Linked DNA regions of Homo sapiens: region 1 is linked to region 2. Evidence: chromatin loops called from intact Hi-C (ENCODE). Cell type or tissue: psoas muscle. All regions are shown on one strand. Links, peaks and the distances in the headings refer to the core of each region. The heading gives the core; the rest is flanking DNA.

What was found. A loop is a pair of places that touch in the nucleus more often than their neighbours do. Peaks named below come from ENCODE experiments on the same cell type or tissue, not always from the same donor. Only the 100,000 strongest peaks of a DNase experiment are listed, where the experiment ranks them.
Region 1: a loop joins it to region 2, with 10 times the contacts of the local background. A loop is called at or near these places in 7 of 110 quality-filtered maps.

What each region holds. Positions count from the first base shown.
Region 1 is chr15:86,872,025-86,881,736 of GRCh38, reverse strand. The region is part of intron 22 of AGBL1 (AGBL carboxypeptidase 1); the gene reads right to left. Among named protein-coding and RNA genes, the nearest start is that of AGBL1-AS1, 560 kb to the right of the region's middle. In psoas muscle, for the core only: a CTCF peak has its summit at 4,156; DNase peaks (open chromatin) are centred at 1,936 and 4,446; H3K27ac peaks cover 1,595 bases.
Region 2 is chr15:86,619,673-86,629,384 of GRCh38, reverse strand. All of the region lies in intron 21 of AGBL1 (AGBL carboxypeptidase 1), which reads right to left. Among named protein-coding and RNA genes, the nearest start is that of AGBL1-AS1, 310 kb to the right of the region's middle. In psoas muscle, for the core only: a CTCF peak has its summit at 4,631 (motif pointing left); a DNase peak (open chromatin) is centred at 4,514; H3K4me3 peaks cover 322 bases; H3K27ac peaks cover 1,360 bases.

The DNA of each region.
Region 1 (9,712 bases), core at 519-8,518, 250 kb before region 2:
TTAAAACCCGGGAGGCGGAGGTTGCAGTGAGCTGAGAGCACCCCACTGCACTCCAGCCTGCGTGACACAGTGAGACCCTATCTTAAATAAATAAATAAATAGCACTACCCCCTCTGCCATCTTCCTCCTCCCCTGGCCATGTAAAGGTATTTCTTTATACCAGTACAAGACAGAGTAATACAGTAACCTCGGCAAGGTGTACAGAATGAAATAAGGGAAATGGAAAAAGAAACCAAGCTAGCAATTTTGTGGTGACACAGGCAAGGAGGAATGACTGTTTTCATAAAAGCAGCTTTACAAAGAGAGATTGAGTAGGTTCCTGAATCATTTCCAAACTAAAATGACAGATTACCAAGTGGACATGAGAGGCGAGAACGTGAGAATCACCAGGAGGATGTGGAGGTTTGCAGTAAAAGACACTGAGAGCATTCCACGAGGTTTCTTCCGATGTCAAGAATTTTGAAAAAAGAAAAGTTTCTTCAGATTTCTATAGACTTTATTCTATATGCCAGAATTGGGTCCATGCTAATTCAAAAAATTGCATTTCTGTCTTAAAAACAAATGCTCAAAAAACAAGTGACAAAACCTAGACTCCCCATGTTGCAAAATGGAACTTAGCATGTCTGGTGAGGAAGGAGGTGAGATGAGAACTGCCCGCCATGCACACTAACTGTCCCCCATCCCATCAGTGTGGGGTGCAGTTCCACCGCTCTGCAGACACTGAGCTAGCACTTACCAGGAGGCAGGCTCAGGGCTGGGTGTGCACCTGAAGAACACACAGACGCCCCCTCCCCTGGCCCTCCTAGGAGAGGAGGCGGTCAGTTCAATGGGAATCTACAGTAAGAACCACGGAGGCTGTAACAGGGAAGTAAAGGCCAAGGCTGCAGGAGAAGAGTAAAGGGTTCTTATCTTGTGTGTTTTGATGTCCCTATACACACACACACGTGCACACACACACAGAGGCATATACACACATGTACACCCACATACATATGCACACACACCCATACCCAGCAACACATATACAAATGCAGAAATGCACACATGTACACACTCACATCCACACCCACTCACATCCACACACATGCATACACACATGCACACAATTCACATCTGCATGTGCACATGTATATGCACACATAGTCACTGCCACATACACATACCACCCCCGTGCATACATAGACACACAGGAAAAACCCCAAGCTCACTCCTCACTGGGAACCCTCTCACTACTATTGAGACTCAAAGAACGTTTTCTTTTCTGTCAGCCTTCCTTGGCCCTCCTGACATAAGCAATTGTTCCTAAACTTCTCCATCCCCTGCTCCATGCCTGAGATGTTTACAAGTTTGCTCCCTGTTTCCCCTTTAATCCTGATTATTTTATTAAGAGTTATGAATAGCATTTCACATGAATGGCAGCTCCCAGTGAAGGGTCTGCAACTCTGAGGCTATGAGTCCTCTAAATGAGTGAATTTCTTACTTTATCACTGACATAATTTTATAGTGTGATTTTCAAATGCATTTAGGTCAAGGAAAGCCTTTATTGGTACCTAAAGCTGAGATTCAGCAAGCTCGGAGATTCCATTGTCTGATGATAGTGAAAAGAAAACAAGAAAAGAAAAATGTAAATGTCGGCTCTGGATTTCTTCTCTGACAGGCACTGTTGCTGAGGAACGCTCTAGTGATCCATCACTTAACAGGACTCCACTAGTCTCAGGCCAAGGTTAACACATTGCTTCTCTTTCCTTTTTAAGCATCTCCTGCATCTGCTATTTGCTTTCCGTTACCAGAACTCCCAGATTTTTGCCCAAGGAAACTGAAGTTTCTCTTGGTGGTGGAATGACAAGAAGACATGGTCCCATGGGTATTCTGGCAACATCCCCTATGGTGGCAAAAGATGATGTGGCTGCTGCCCAGAGCCCTGGCACGAAGCCTGTGGCCACCTCTGACAAACACCCACAAACATGCAGCGGAGCTAAATAAAGAGCCGTTTCGTGAGCATCCCTGGCAGAGATGAGCAACACTTTCTCTGCCTCCTCAGAAAACAGTTTTCTGGAACATCAAGCCAAAGGAAAGGTGTAATTTATTGTGGGGATTGCATATTACATAATTAGTTTTTGGGAGTTCCTTCGGTAATTACAATCTGTAACATTTGTAATTGATTTGGTCAGATTAAAAATGGATGTGTTGGTGCATCTGTGAAACTAGCAAGAGGGCAAGGAGGAGTGGGAGGGGGAAATGTCTCACTGAAGGAGACCAAGAGCAACCTGGACTCAGGCCAAGCCCCAGATGACACCATTTCTGGAGCCAAAAGCACAGCAGGCCTCTAAGATGCACACTCAGCAGGTAAGTTCTTTCCCAAAAAAAGACCATGTGGGGAGGCCCAACATCCCCTGAGCAGCTCTTTATAACCATCAGAGGAGCTGCTGCCCCAGGGGCTTGTGAAGTCAGACACTTACCTTAGCCCTGCGTTGACCTGGGTCTGTCAACTAGATTGGCATAAATGAAAATTAGTCATTTTGCAAAACAGGAGGAAGGAGTCCTTCTCTTGAAGAGATGAGGGCCAAAGAGAGGATGAATGGGGCAAGAGTGCAGAAAGGAAGCTGCCACCTGCCAGACATCCTCTTGGGTGGAACACCTCTGACCCGAGCCCTATGAAAAGACTTCTGCCTTCTGGGACCTTCACCAAAAGGCTTTCGCCCCCTCTTGGTCTGACTCATGCTCCTGCCAGGGCTCCTTTGTTCTCCTGTCACAACCAGGTGTGCTGTGAACTGGAACAGCAGCTCTCTCTTCAGGCGGGGACCAGCTGCTGAAGGTTCCTGGACTCAGAGAATCCCATCCCAGTGGCTGTTCCTCCAACACTGAGAGCTCCAAACAGAGAGGAGGAGCTGCTCCTGAAACACAGCTGCTGTGGAGGTTATGGGAGGAAGACCAGGCATTCAGGAAAAGGAGTAAAATGTCCCAGTTGAGCAGGCTGATTAGCTAACATTGAACGAGCACCTACTGCCTATAAAGCATTGCAGAAAACTACAAACTCTCAGAAACAGAGCCTTAAGGAAGTCCAGTAGAGGACAGATCTGGGTGCAGATGATTACATTACAATGTGGTGGGCAAGTGCTTTACAAGAAAAACAGAAAGAGATTGAAGATATAGAAGAGAGAAACAAAGAAAGGAGCAGAGAAAGAAAAGCGAAGGAGAAAGGAGGAAAATAGAAGTACCGAGGAGCACCCGCACTGGGCCATGAACAAGAAGCTTGATGGATAGGAGGGATGGCCTTGTGGAGAAAAGAGTATTTTTCTCCAGAACAGGTGTCAGCCAACTACATTCTGCAACATAAATCTGGCCCACTGCCTGTTTTTGTAAACAAAGGTTTTGTTTTGGAATGCAGCCATGCCCATTGTATTGTCTGTGGCTGCCTTTGTGCTACAAGGGCAGAGTTGAATGATAGCAAGACAGACCCTATGACTTGCAAAGATTAAAATATTTACTACTCTTTGCAGAAGAACTTTGTCAAGCCCAGCCCAGGAACAAAACCCTAATCACAAAATCATACTGCATGCATAAAAGCATGTCTTCATTCTGTCTCCAGAGTCTCATGACACAAAAGCAAACACAGGATCTGCTTTTGTGGGTGGCATCGCTGAGCTACTAAACTCCATGTGGAAATCAGTCCCTCTTGGAGGTATTTTCTGTTCCAGAACAGACGCAGTTTACACTTTCCAGTGTTCTTTGTTTTTCCTCAACATCAACATGAGGTGGATGTGGAGGCTGGGTTATCCATGATGGGGGTAACTCCGTTTTAAAACACAGACATGTGTCATTAGAAATGTCACCATTTTTAGCTTTGACCTTAGGGAGAAAGAAGAATGTGAGAAGAGAGAAGAAGGTTGGTAAACACACTTCATGAGATGGGGAGGTCACGGTATCTTGGAAAAAAATGCAATTTAAATAATCCAAAGGAGTGTCCGGAGAGAAGCTGTTAAATTATGGAGCAGTAAGTGTCCCTTGGGCTTCTTTGTCTGGATGTGTTTCTAATCACTGATGGTTACAAGATATAGATAAATCTCATTGTCTCCCAGGGTCAGAGGGTGAGCCTGCTTACAGTGGATGGCAAAGTTCTAACTGGACTTGGAGATGCCTAGTGTGTTTCCTTCCTGTAGGGGAGGCTCATGCTTCATTACCTTCTACTTATCCCTTCCCCAGCGGTAACAGGAAGGAGAGATTCCAAGTATCCTTTGACAAGAAAGTCTGTCCTAAGAGGTCAACTGAGTTCATCCTCTCATCTCCAAGAACACAACTTAATATCCTCCAGAAGAGATGGTTATCTGCCCAATCTCTTCTGCATGGAAGAGCATGCCGGCCAAGACTAGTGACACACTGTTTAGCAATCCCTTCAGTTTGGTGCTATCCACTTAGAAAATGGGGCAGGGCTGGGCACCTGTCATACTCTTTCCATCCAGGTTGGGGTACTATGACTCAGGTTTTCTTAGTAAGTCCATTGTTGAGTGGCAGCCAGGATGCCTGCAGAAGAATGAGCTAGACAAGATCTCAGTGAGCACAGGAAGAGTGGGCAGGGATTGGTTATGGGGCTTTTATGCATTTGAACAGAGAAAGGTTGGAATTTGATAATTGACCCATATACCCTATCTTATATGGATCTGAGAAGAGAGCTCATTAAGTGCAGTGAGTGAGATGAGTGGGCAGAATTGATCTCTGAATGCTTTTTCCTAGACCAGGAATGGGAAAATAATAATAATGACAATACGGATTGTATTGCTATTGTTATTTTTATTATTGTGCCACGCATAATGCTGCAGGATTAGCATGCATCCATTCATTCAAACCTTTCAACAACCCTAGAGATAGGTATCATTATTCCATTTTAGAAATGAGGAAACCAGGACTTAGGGAGCCCAAAGTACACGTGCTCAGCCAACTACATTCTGCAAGGCAAATCTGGCCCACTGCCTGTTTTTGTAAATATATATTTTCTTGTTTTGGAATGCAGCCATACCCAGTGTTCATGTATTGTCTGTGGCTGCTTTTGTGCTACAAGGGCAGAGTTGAATGATAGCAAGACAGAGCCTATGGCCTACAAAGCTAAAAATACTTACTACTCTTTGCAGAATAACTTTGCCAAGCCCAGCTCCAGAAGAAAACCATAATCAGGCTGGTCAGCCACAGACTAATCTCCCTCTGACCCAGAACTCATGGCAACCAATCCCAAGAGGAACTTGTTCCCGCAGGAGAGGGAGTTCCTGAGGAGTCAGTTTTCTTTTATCAGCAGCATCTAGTCTGAACATCTCGGGGAGTCAGCAGCAGTATCACCTCCAGTCCCCTGGCTCCCAATTCTGAATGCCCTCCATCGGTGCAGCTTTCCCTCCACCTGGCCTCTGGTTTCTAAGGCCCTCTCTATTCATCTGTCTGGAGTCCTGCCCCGAAGCACAGACCAGGTTACTGGGTTGTGACCTTCCCATTCAACCCCCGCCTTCCCTTGTGTTTGAGACTCTCATTGTTCTCATCTGCTTAGAAGGGCCTCCTGGGCTGGGGTTTCAGAGTCCTTGGTATACAGGATGGCAGCTATGTAGAAACTGAATTTAAATGTTCCACCCTACAATATTTTGAGCATAAATGTTGGCCTCGATCAAACTTGAGGTGGCTACATTCTCTTATTCTTAGTGACAAAAGGACCCCAGCATTTATGACAAATGAAATTCTGCCACCTGCCTGACAAAGCTGTTTGGATGTTTTATGAGTCAAGGGATCACTTTGTTTCCTTCTTTACCAAGTACCTGCTAGTCCATATGGATTACCTGATGCTTGAGGATTGATCAATGCAGAGGAAGTCTGGTCTCACATTGAGGTGAGGTGGTATCTCAGCCTTAGACCCCTAGTCTAGCTTTCATTGATCTCTATCCCATTCTTAATGGTTAATTTTCACAGATCTCTACCCCATTCGTAATGGTTAACTTTCATTGATCTCTACCCCATTCTCAATGGTAATAGGAGCCCCTTTGTAATCTGTATCTTTAATCCAGCCTTTGAACATGGAGGCCAGAAAGTTGGAGGAAAGCCAGGGGTTCAATATCCTATGCAAACATTAATTTCTTTCCTATGGAAAACAATCTATGTGTCAGTGCTGTGCTAACATTGTATCTTTAATATTATGGCTATAGCTGTAGGCCAGTAAGCATTAATAAAACAGACCTACTTGAACAGATGCAAGTCAGACACTGAAGAGAAAGTTATGAGGCTCAACGCTGATCCCAACCGCTCACTCATCTGTTCCTCTTCTATGGAATCTTCTAGTAAAAAGTTTTTTAAAAAAAATCCAATTACACTGCAGCAAGGAATATGCTGTGTGTCTAAGGGAAACTGGTACATTTGTCAACCACGTTCTGGATAGTAAGATGTGATCTGGCTCTGGGCTTGTCCCAGGTAGCAGACACATTTGTAAGACCTAGATCTTATTTATGGTGACAGTGGCAGAGCATGATGAAGTGCCTGCCCTGAGCAGGGTGTGGGGGGCCTAAGATGGATTTCACCCTTTTATTGTTATTAAAAGATTCTTAGCATTTACAGGGAAGAGAAATTGTGACACGTTTTCTCTGGGGGTCATGAACAAAGCATCTAAGAAAAACAAGTTATATTTTTTTCTGTTCTGTATTTTTTAGCTCCTCTAAACCCATGGTCCTGGTTATGATCTCTTTGTTTTCTGAACTGCAAAACAATTAATAGTCAGTTTGTCACTTGTCAGGTCCCTAAGGGCACACCTTAGGGAGTGCCCAGAAAAGTTATGAGGTTGGAGGTCATGCCGGGAGACCTTCTACAGTGGCATTTTTGAACTGTTGGACTGCTACCAATTAGTGTGTCCTAAAATCCTATTTTTAAAAGTAATAGGATTAAAGGAATAGAAAGTAGCATATGTCTGGTTCATATGTGTTGTGCTCTTTATATATACTGGGCCACTGCATAAAAAGTACTCATAATATGGGGTTACATTTAAAAGTATTTGAGAAATTCTGTTCTAAAGGTTAATCCCAGGTCAGTGAGGGGAACAAAGAATGTCCCCATTTCTTCTTCCTCCTGTGCCTTACTCCACATAGAGGGATTTTCCTAACTCTGGATCATCTGGTGCTCAACTAGCAGCTGTTATTTCCCAGGTGCTGTGGCAGGGGCTCAGGTACCCACTCTGGTACTCCTTCAATAAGAACCAGGGCCTTTGCTCAAACTAGAAGGGAGCCAGAGTGGGTGAGGCTCTCAACAGTGTAATGGGGAGAAACGAACATAATTTAGTATTTATTATGCATAGGTTACTGGCCCCAGGGTGTGTGTGTGTGTGTGTGTGTGTGTGTCCCACCCACAACAATCTTGGGGCAGGTCCTTTTACTACATTTTGCACATAAAGTAATTGAAGTTGAGAAGCATAGCACCATAATTTTTCTTAAAAATCTGACTGTCTAGATAGTTTTTATTTTTTTCTTTTATTTAAGCAACTCTTGGGACAGTTACCATGCCCTGTGGAATGGATTGGAAAATATTGACATAATTTTGGCTCTCCATAGAAGCCTTTTTCATGATATTATAGGAAATAATGCAGGCAGTTATATTAGGTTTTATGATTAACAAAGCACTTCCATAGCTGAATCAGACTTGACCCTCACCTCATATGTGTCAGGTGGTTATGGGAAGTATTGTCCCCATTACAGAGATTTAAAAACTGAGAAAAGATATAGTAAATGACTCACAGGCTTAATAGGTAATAGAGCCAAGTTTTGAACCTAGGTCTTGCCTCCAAGTCCACTGTTCTTTCTATTATAACTACTACTGTTAAGATCATAAAGACTATTGTATCTTGAGTTCCATTCTATAGTTTCTATTATGCTGAAGGCAAAAAATATTACTACCACCAAAAGAGGTAGTAATATTTAGTTTCTTAGTCTGTTCAGATAGCAATAGCAAAATACCATAAATTGGGGTGCTTATTAAACAACAGAGATTTACTTCTCACAATTCTGGAGGCTGAAAAGTCCAAGATAAGATGTGGTGTTTGGTGAGGGCTCATATCCTGATTCATAAATGGCACCATCTAGCTGTGTCCTAACATGGTGGAATGGGCAAAGGATTGCTCTAGGGCCTCTGTTATACGGGCACTAATCTCATTCATGAAGGCCCCACTCCCCAAAGGTTCTACCTCTCCATACCATCAACTTGGGGCCTGGAATTTCAATATGTAAGTCTTTCATGGGGACAAAAACTTTCAGATTGTATCAGGGAAGAAAACTGGACATTATCATTGTGGAGTGGAGATTTTTCAAACATCTTTGAAAGCGCTGAACAAAAGTCGATTCTTAAAATTTTTATTCTCATTATTAATATCTTATGGCATTCAATGGTATCTAACCAGATTACTAACCCCTTTATATAATACCGAGAATTTGCTCAGAAATCAACTCATCTGGCTCAGCAGGGAAATAGGAAAAACCAACATGCCTTTGCTCCCACACTGCCTTCCCCAAGCTCTTCAAGTGAAAAGCAAAAGATAAGACTTTTGTCTGTCATTTTAAACAGGAAAAATTAATTGCTCCTGCAGAGATGAAAACTTTACCTTTGAAAAGAAACCACCAGTGAAAAATGCTTTTTTTCTTCAGTTCCCACCTGTGGAGACCTGGGGTTTGGCAGCAAATTGGAGCTGAAAGAGTATAATCACAAAGACAGATGCCAGATTCCTCTCTAATTAGAAATGACTTGTCTGGTAGACACTGTGACTGAAGGCTGACAATAGGTAGAGGGAAGCAAGATGACGTGTATAACATTTGCATGTTTGAGAATAAGTGTCTTCACATTGGCTGTGTATATATAACTAAGTCTGCTATTGAATTTCTGAGAAGGAAAGGATAAATAAAAAACAGGATTGCTAAACATATCATTATGGATTTGTAACTGGCATAGAAAGTACTTTCTTTTTATTTATTTATTTATAGACGGAGTCTCACTCTGTCGCCCAGGCTGGAGTGCAGTGGCTCTATCTCAGCTCACTGTAACCTCTGCCTCCCAGGTTCAAGCGATTCTCCTGCCTCAGCCTCCTGAGTAGCTGGGACTACAGGTGCACACTACCATACCCAGCTAATTTTTTTCTATTTTTAGTAGAGACAGGGTTTCACCACATTGGCCAGGCTGGTCTCGAACTCCTGACCTTGTGTTCTGCCTACCTCAGCCTCCCAAAGTGCTGGGATTACAGGTGTGGGCCACTGCACCCACGGCCTCTTGTCTATATTTTTAGATTTTTCTCTGCAATAATAGTAAGCGGGTTTGCAATACCATTAGCGGCAGAATTCAATACATTAATTTATGAAGGAGGAAAACTTGGTCTAAGATTCAGGACTCAGGGCTTCTATTTTCAAATTGTTTCATCAGCTTGTGTCTCAATTTTCTCCACCTGAAACAATGAAATGTTGCCTATTTGACTTCATAAAATCTATTAAGGAGGAAAATGCAAGGGGACCTGATGAGAATTCACAGGCACTGCTTGTGATTTATGCGACAAGCTCTTCTGTCCCAGCCATCTGACTACTACAGCTGTCCTGACAGAGCTCCCACGTGTGCGTGGGGCTGCACAACTGCATTGGAATCTGCTCTGTGTTTGAGTTCTAGATATGCTTCTGTTGATCGATAGGAATTTGTGAAATTCATTTCAGCATCACTTAAAGCA
Region 2 (9,712 bases), core at 1,233-9,232:
CTAAAATTAACTGCTATTCCACAGAGATCCATTAATTCAGAGTAAATCTTTTGCCCAGCAAACATGAATTTGCCATGCATCTTGGCATTTCTTAAATAAGCAAAATAAACACATTTTTTTCCTTCCTGTTACTTTCTCAAGCTCCAACCAATCTTTATCTTCTTAAAAATGTTTATTGGAATGTAAAAAAGTTGAACTCATAGAAACCAAGTAGAATGGTGGTTACCAGGAGCTGGAGGGTGGAGAAAATGGGAAGATGTTAGTCAGCTGTAAATGTTACAGCTATAAAATGAGTAAATTCTGGAGACCTAATGTACAGCATGGTGACCATAGCTAATAAGAAGCTATGGTATACTCGAAATTTGCTGAGACCAGATCTTAAGTGTTCTCATCAGATACACAAAAAAGTTAACGATGTAAGGTGACTGACATATTAATTAGCTTGATTGTGATGACTCTTTCCCAATGTATATCAAACATCTTGTTGTACACCTTTAATATACTGTATACATTTTATTTGTCAATTGTACCTCGGTAAAGCTGAAGACATTTAAAAATAAATCAAATTTCAAACAAAAAACTTTTTTTTTTGAGATGGAGTCTCACTGTCTCCCAGGCTGGAGTTCAGTGGTGCAATCTCTGCTCACTGCAAGCTCCGCCTCCCGGGTTCATGCCATTCTCCTGCCTCAGCCTCCCAAGTAGCTGGGACTACAGGCGCCCACCACCACGCCTGGCTAATTTTTTGTATTTTTAGTAGAGGTGGGGTTTCACCATGTTAGCCAGGGTGGTCTCGATCTCCTTGCCTCCTGATCCACCCACCTCGGCCTCCCAAAGGGCTGGGATTACAGGCATGAGCCACTGCGCCCAGCCAAAAATTTTTTTAAAGAAAAAAAATTAGTTCAATAAACATGTTTTAGACAAGTACTGAGATTTCATTCAACGCGCCTATCAGTGCTATGTTCTAGGTAAGACCCTCATCTTGCATATGAGAAAATAGGCAGAGAGAAATACCTCAAGGCAAAGAGCCAATAAGGAGTTGGGACTCAAACTATGTCTCCTAACTGAATATACAGGGATATTTTCACATGCCTAGGGGTTCTCAAAGCATGATCACTGAACCTGTGGCCTCCGCACCATCCAAGAACCTGTTTGAATGGAAATGCGGGGGCTTCACTTCAGACCTATTATTACAAATCGAAAACTCTAGGGGTGGGGCCCAGCAAGCTATGTAACAAACCCACAGGTGATTTTGATGCATGCTCAAGGTCTGGAAGGACTGCACTAGCCCAGAACTGCCTTCTCCCCAGAACTATTTGGAAAGACAGAGGACACCTGCAAGACTCAGAAGGCACTCCCTCTTAACACCTTTGTTTCCATGCCTACAGCTCTCCTAAACAGCCCCGTGTCTGTGTTTTCCTTTCTCCATTCAGGAAATATTCATTGAGCGCCTTTGATGGGCAGGACGCTGTGTTGGAGGCTACAAATACACAGGCACAGACAGAATTTCTCTATGTTCAGAGAAAATGGCAAAGATGTGAAAACAGCACTCATCACAGCATTTCCAAAGGCTTTGTCTCAATCCTTCTCAACCCCTGAGGTCCCTGCCACTACTGACCCTGCTGCTTTCTTCAAGGAACTCTCTCTTCCTTCCTAACTGTATACCCTGGTTGCTGGTTTCTCTTTTTCATTAGCTTTACTTTCTTTCTTTCACTGCATTACATAAATTCTTCCCAATGTTCCATTTGTATACTTCTTTTCTCTTTATGTATTTCCTCTTGTAAGCTTTTTGGAATTTGCCACTCATTATGATATTTCTGCTTATCCTAACAGCACCTTCGTTTTCCCACTGAGGCTTAAAAACTCCACCATCTGTTTGCCCTGTCTCTAATACTCCAGAACCTGTGTTTAATCAGAGGCCAAGTCTTCACATTTGTACCTTGGTATCTCTAACACCTCCTCATTCTCACCTCTGCCACCAGATTATTTTAAGGACTGTTTTACTAACCTCTCCTCTGGCATCCCATCTCCTGTTCCAGCATCCATGCCCAGACAATAGGCAAAAACTTCTTTATAAAAATTATATCAGGCAGGGCACAGTGGCTCACACCTGCAATCCCAGCACTTTGGGAGGCTGAGGTGGGCGAATCACCTGAGGTCGGGAGTTCGAGACTAGCCTGACCAACATGGAGAAACCCTGTCTCTACTAAAAATACAAAATTAGCTGGGGGTGGTGGCGCATGCCTGTAATCCCAGCTACTCAGGAGGCTGAGGCAGGAGAATCACTTGAACCCAGGAGGCGGAGGTTGCGGTGAGCCAAGATTGCGCCATTGCATTCCAGCCTGGGCAACAAGAGCAAAACTCCATCTAAAAAAAAAAAAAATTAGCTGGTCGTTGTGGCAGGCACCTGTAGTCCCAGCTACACTGGAGGCTGAGGCAGGAGAATTGCTTGAACCTGGGAGGCAGAGGTTGCAGTGAGCCAAGATTGTGCCACTGCACTCCAACCTGGGGGACAGAGTAAGACTTTGTCTCAAAAAAAAAAAAAAAAAAAGAAAAGTATATTACTCTTGTATTGGTTCTCCATTGTCCACCAATCTCAAAATTGTCTTTTAGGAAGGCTCTCCACAATATGATTTCAGAGGAACTTTTCCAATCCTATGTCCCCTACACACTTCAACAGAATAGTCTTCACTGTTCTCCAAATGTAACCCTTTCTTTTCTTAAAAAAAAACAAGTTTTAAGTTCAGGGGTATGCATGCAGGTTTGTTACATAGGTAAACTTGTGTCATGAAGGTTTGTTGTACAGATTATTTGTCACCCAGCTATTAAGCCTAGTACCCATTAGTTATTTTTCTTGCTCCTCTCCCTCCTCCCACCTTGCAGCCTCCAAAAAGCCCCAGTGTGTGCTGTTCCTCTCATGTGCTCTCACTATTTAGCTCCCACTTACTTAAAGTGAGAACGTGCTGTGTTTGGTTCTCTGTTACCGCATTAGTTTGCTAGGGATAATGACCTCCAGCTCCATCCATGTTCCTGCAAAGGACATGGTCTCGTTCTTTTTCACAGCTGCATGGTATTCCATGGTGTATATATACCACATTTTCTTTATCCAGTTTATCGTTGATGGGCATTTAGGTGGATTCCATGTCTTTGCTATTGTGAATAGTGCTGCAATGAACACACGTATGCATGTGTCTATATGATAGAATGATTTATATTCCTTTGGGTATATACTCAGTAATGGGATTGCTGGGTCGAACGGTATTTCTGTCTTTAGGACTTTGAGGAATTGCTACACTGTCTTCCACAATCAAATGCAACCCTTTTTTTCCTGACTTCTGTTCATGCATCTCTTTCTTCCAGCTAGCTCATCCTTTGTGTTATTACCTGTTGATACTCTACTATTCTTTATGACTCAATTGAAACTTTCTCCTTGGTGCCTTCCAAGTTCCACCAATGGGATACAGCTTCTTCATTCGATTCTTGATTGAATCCTGCAGTACTTTGCTTGTCTTTTTCCTGGCTTTTTCTTGCTTTTATTTGCATTCGGATATTGGCATGGCTGGATTCTCAGCTGCCTCTAGGGTTGCATGTCTTTTGCTGCCCTGAACAATAACTTTTTCAGGGGAGAAACTTAATAAATATTGGTTGAGTATTATTAAAATGTGTTTCTCTTCTGTTTATCCTTTACCTGCCATTCTTGACCCATTTTGCTACTACCATTTGATTCACAAATATCCCTTAGCTTCTATCCCAAAGATCCAGAATTTACTTTTTATGAGACTTATTCAAATATATTCTCTGTGTCTTTCATCTCATCATGTCTGAAACTCAGTTCCCAGGAGTCACAAAACATTTGTGTGTAGTTTGTAAATGAACACCCCAATTACAGTGGGATTAATCTGGACAGATCTGGATTAAAATGTCTCCTCTGTATTCTCTTTTGATTACCTTCTTTTAGTCTCACAGGCCCTCAGTTTCTGTGTTTGTAAAAAAAAAAAAAAACAAAAACAAAAAAAAAAAAACGCTAATTTCTTCTACCTTGGAGGCTGTCAGAGCCAAAAAAAGAGAAAGTAATTGAAATGTCTAACCAAATAAGACATGGCCAATCCTTCATTAATGTTCAGAAGTTGAAAGGATCCACCTTCATTTTACAGATTGGGAAACTGAGGCCCATCTCTGTGGATTCAGTGGCTGAAGGTCCCCAACTTGAAGGAGGCAGAGCCGACACTAAAATCATTGTCTCTTGACCCCCTGCCTGGTCCTTCTCCAAATAAATGATGCAGATCCTTCCAGGAACAAACCTGGTCGAATGACTGGAGGTCTATGAGGGAGCCGGTGCTGCGTGGGTGTGGGGCTGTCACCAGTCCTTCATCTCACTCACGGGCACTGCCAAAATGTCGATCCCCTCCGTTAGACCAAGAGCCACACAGAGCCTGGTAAGCAGCTCTGAAGGCATTCTGTCAGGCCCTGGCAGCCGTGACATTCTAGATGATTTTTGAGCAGCTGGGCTGACTCAGGGCTGACTCACTTGGCAATGTGGGCAGGAGAGGGAACGACAAGCTGCTGGTGTCTGACCTTTCAGACCTTGTCTCCCTCCTGAGTTTGTAGAGGAGTCCCTGGGGCAGTTGTGACACCCTGTGGCCAGGTCAGCTCATCACAGCACAGTGTCCCTTAATAAAGAGTGCACTGGGCATTTGCTGGGGAAGAAAGGGTGCTCTCCTGAGTTAGTGGATTATTCCTCCTTTTGGCTGCAGCTCAGGCTCACTGCTCCTCCACTGTCTAGCACCACTTCCAGCCTTAATTAAATTTATGTGCAGCCTTTTGGGCCTTAATTGAGAATACCTTCCAAGAAAGTAGATATGAAGAACTGAAAAAGTGAAGGCCACAGGAAATGACTCAGAATCGATATTGAACACTTCTGGAGGACAGAGGATATGTCTTCCATTCCACAGAGCCCTTACTCAAACCATGGCACTGTATACTGTAGGTGCTCAATAAATGTTACTGCATGTTGAATGTGTTCCATGCCCAATAGCTTGACCAAAAGGCTAATAAGTGTCACATGCTGTTGTATTACATTTGATCTATCAATATCAGCTAGACTCATACTTTTAACATTCAATTCACTTGCTCTTGATTGTGACTTCCCAATAATGAGAACTAGAATATTATTACCTTTCTAAGCCTGCCTAGAGAAGTTTAGAAGAATTTGACAGGCATGCTCTGACATAGGACAATTCATTATAGGACAATTAGATGATGCTATTCACACATGTGTGTGCTTCTTTGACTTTCCATGCTTTTGTTTAGCTTTTCTTCACTCAGTATCCCTTCCTCCCATTCCTCTCAATCTCTATTCTTTCTCTTATGGAAAGGCCCCTAGTTTTATTTTTTATGCTTGCTTTTATTCTTTGAGAAAATAGTTTTTAATGAAAGTATTTAGCACAGCAGTGTCAGACTAGAATGAGATTGCATCTAATTGTGCCTCTTCTAGGTGAACTGTGCAGCAAAGCCCACCAGAATTTAATTTCAGGTGAATAGACAGTAAAATCCACAGAAGTGTATGCACTGATTTAACAGGATTTGGAATTATTGTAAAATTATTTAGAAAATCACTGTCATGTCATTTGTGTTGGAGGAACAGGATTTCGAATTATTGCAAAATTATTTAGAAAAGCACTATCATGTCATTTGTGCTGGAGGAACTGACAGGGTGAAATGCATCTCTTGTCATATACTGGTTCCTAGAAGTATCTCAGAGTATTACTGTCTGCTTCTATCAGATAACAAAAATAAAATAAAGAGAGCAAGAACAAGCATCCAGAGCTGGTGACATTCCTGTGGTTGGAGGACAGTTTGGGTAGTGAACAAAGAGAATGGCAGTAGAGAGAACCTAGAGTTGGAAAACGAGGCAAAAGTTCTGCATATCCTAGACAGCTGTACCAGTGTCTGGAGAACCAGCCACAGTGGTCTCAATTCACACTGCAGACTGCCCTTCTGAATCACAGCTAGCAGTAGCTGTTGCCCTCAAACCCTGTGCTCTGCCAGCCACACTGGATCCCATCCAGCATTTATGATGGCCCCATCCCAACCCTGGCCAACCAGGCTCTACATGATTGAGCTCCTGCCTTCCTCCAAACCCGTCCCCATACCCCACTGCCTTACACACCCTGACTGTCCTGCTTTGCACTTGCGATTCCTTCTCTCTAGAACAGGGGTCCCCACCTGATACCGCTGCATGGCCTGTTAGGCAGGAGGTAAGTGGAGGGTGAGAGAGTGAAGCTTCATCTGTATTTACAGGCACCTCCCATCGCTTGCATTACTGCTGGAGCACTATCTCCCGTCAGATCAGTGGTGGCATTAGATTCTCATAGGCGTGCGAACCCTATTGTGAACTGTGCACTTGAGGGATCTAGGCTGCACTGCATGCTCCTTTTGAGAATCTAATGCTTGATGATCTGTCACTGTCTCTCATCACCTCCAGACGGGACTGTCTAGTTACAGGAAAATGAGTTCAGGGCTCCCACTGATTCTACATTATGGTGAGTTGTATAATTGTTTCATAATATATTACAATGTAATATTAATAAAAATAAAGTACACGGTAAACAGTGCCCTTGAATCATCCTGAAAGTATGCCCCACCCGTAGTCTGTGGAAAAATTGTCCTCTGTGAAACCAGTCCCTGGTGCCAAAATGGTTGAGGATTGCTGGTCTAGAACGTGTGTCCCCCAGTCCCTTGCATGGGATGACCCCTCACTTTATCCAGAACTTGCCTTAAATGTTACCTTCCCAAAGGTCATCATTTCTCCTGCCATTCAAAGTGCTCCATCTTTTCATCCTGTTTCATTTGTCTCTATTTTATTTACTATTACTTGAAATTATATTTCATAGTTTTGTGTTATTGTCGATTTTATATCTTTCCATGATGACTGGTCACTGGTCTCTTTTGGTCAGTGTTTAGTACTTAGTAGTTGCTCAGTAAATATTTATAGACTGAAAAAAATAGGCCTGTCTGGTTTTTGTGTGGACCCCCTACCCCCTTTTTTTTTTTTTTTGAGATGGAGTCTCAGTCTTGTCACCCAGGTTGGAGTGCAATGGTGCCATCTCAGCTCACTGCAACCTCCGCCTTCCTGGTTCAAGAGATTCTCCTGACTCAGCCTCCTGAGTAGCTGGGATTACAGGTGCCCAGCACCACGCTTAGCTAATTTTTTTGTATTTTTAGTAGAGACAACGTTTCACCATGTTGGCCAGGCTGGTCTCGAGCTCCTGACCTCAGGTGATCAGCCCGCCTCAGCCTCCCAAATTGCGAGTATTACAGGCATGAGCCACTACACCTGGCTGACCCCTTTCTTATCAAAGTTTTCATCTTTGTCTTGCAGATGAATTATTTAGAGGGAAGCTGGTTTCTAATTGCATATAGTGATGTAACGCTAGATCTCTAAAAATGTCCTACTCTGTAAAACAAGATTGTATTTGTTTTCTAAAAAGTCCTACCAAAGGAGTAATAGAAATTTTGGAAAAGGGAATTAATATTCATTGATCACTTACTATATGCCTGCCATGATGCTAGAGGCTTTCTAAACATTTTATGATTTATTTCTCTCAACAACCATTCTGGAAACTGAGTGTGAGAGAGAATAAATAACTTGACTAAGGCTATATCGCATTGAATAGTATCCTTCCAAACGATATCTCCAAGTCCTAAATCCCAGTTCCTGTAAATGTGAGCTGATTTGGACATAAGGTCTTTTCAGATGTAATTAAGGATCTCAAGATATACTGGATTTTAGTGAGTCTAAGATCCAATGACTATTATCCTTTCAAGAAGAGGAGAGACACAGAGACACACTGAGAAGATGGCCCTGTGAAGATGGAGGCAGAGATTGAAGTGTTGCAGCTACAAGGCGAGGAATGCCACAGATTGCTGGCAACTACCAGAAGCTAGGCAAGAAATGTGGAATGGGACTCCTGCCCTCCAGATCTGCGAGACAATAAATTTCTTTCAAGCCATCCTGTTTATAATAATTTGTTACAGTATCTTTATTTTACTAACACAAAATCTTGGGCTGGTAACGGCAGAGCAAGGACTTGAACCAGGATCTGTTGAATCCAAAGCCTGTACTCATTTCACTATCCCAGTTCACTTCCCTGAATTCTATAGCAGAGGAGTCATCCTTGATCAACATATTATAACAATTAAGGAAGATGTAAAAGCACAGCCCTATAACCAAATGAAATCTGCAAGCACAGTTGTTACCTTTGGTCATAGTATCACTTATATTCATGGCCAAAGTGCAAAGAAGACCTCACACAAAAGAAACTCTTAGCTGACTCCAAATAGAAAGGGTTGCAAATTCCAGGAAAGCGAGGAGAAGAGAGATGCAGAGGAACTTAGCAGCAATAGCTATGAGAGTAGAAAATAATAGAGAGATTTAACTGGAGGGAAAGAGCAGCCCCTCCCTTTGAAGAGAAATATTCAAAGCACGCAGGCGACTTGAAAAAGAGCCGTGAAGAGAGACATGCAGGCGGCAAGTCGGATTTAGACCAGTCATGCAATGCTATAGAAAAAAAAAAAGGAGCTAATATCATTTCAAAGTTCACTTTCAGAGGTGGAAAAATCACATAGCTGGCAGGTTGCAAAGTCCCTTTTTACGAGGCTCTAATGAGAAGATAGATTATTTCTGAGTCACTTCAAACCAGAAAGTAGAAATGCAGCAGGGCAAGGTAGGAAATTGATAAAAGGGTTAAACAAAAGTAATGCATGCAGAGGATAGATTGATTTCTGGGGACAGATTAAAAGCACTAAATATGTATTCTTGATGAGGTGATAATTAAGGTCACTGGGGAAGCCAAAGGAGCTGTCTGGGAGATGAGAGGTCAGCATGCAGACAAGTGTGGAATAGCATACAAAAATCTCACACAGGCAAGCAGGTAAGTGGGAGTGATGGGGTGCAATCCACAAAGGATCATTCACAAAGTCTCAGCGCAACCTCCTGACAGCGTGAAGTTTATTGCTTCTCTATGTAACTCAAATTTCAAATGACCTTTCGCTTTTCCACGAGTGAAGTCATTTCCTTTGAGGAAAGGTGCTATATAAATGTAAACATGTAAGTCTGAGGTGGACAGAGTGCTAGAAAATAAACACATCCCGGAATCCTCCTGCCCTGATCCTCCAGAGACAGACTGGATGTGACCTCATGGATCTTTCTTTTCATCTTCTACTTATGGGAATCGTACCTGACACCACCAATTTTGTGGACCCTTTCCACCTGGGGAAACTCACAAATAAGTGATATTACTGGAGACCACAGTGTTTTAATAAAAACACTCTGAGATCCGTCTTCACCCAGCATTTCTGGAAGAACAGTTATGTGGCTAACACTAGTGAGTCTGGAAAGCCCATCAGCAGGAAAGACTGGGTCCTGATAGCAGCAGTGTGACTTAGCTCTGTTATAGGAATATCCAGGAGTAGACTCTTGTAGAAATCAAGTTTGCCCACTCTCTCTGCGTGTGCATGTACATTTCAGTTCCTTTGAAGCTTAGCATATATTATTTAAGGTTCAATTCAAATGTTCCTTCTTCTGAGGCCTTCCCTAAATCCCAGGTCTGCAGTGAGCCCTCTCTGCCCCGGGTATTGTACCTCTATTTCACTGCTTGTCACAGTCTGAGTTGTCACTTACTGATCTCGTTCCTTTAATGGCCACTGTGGCCCA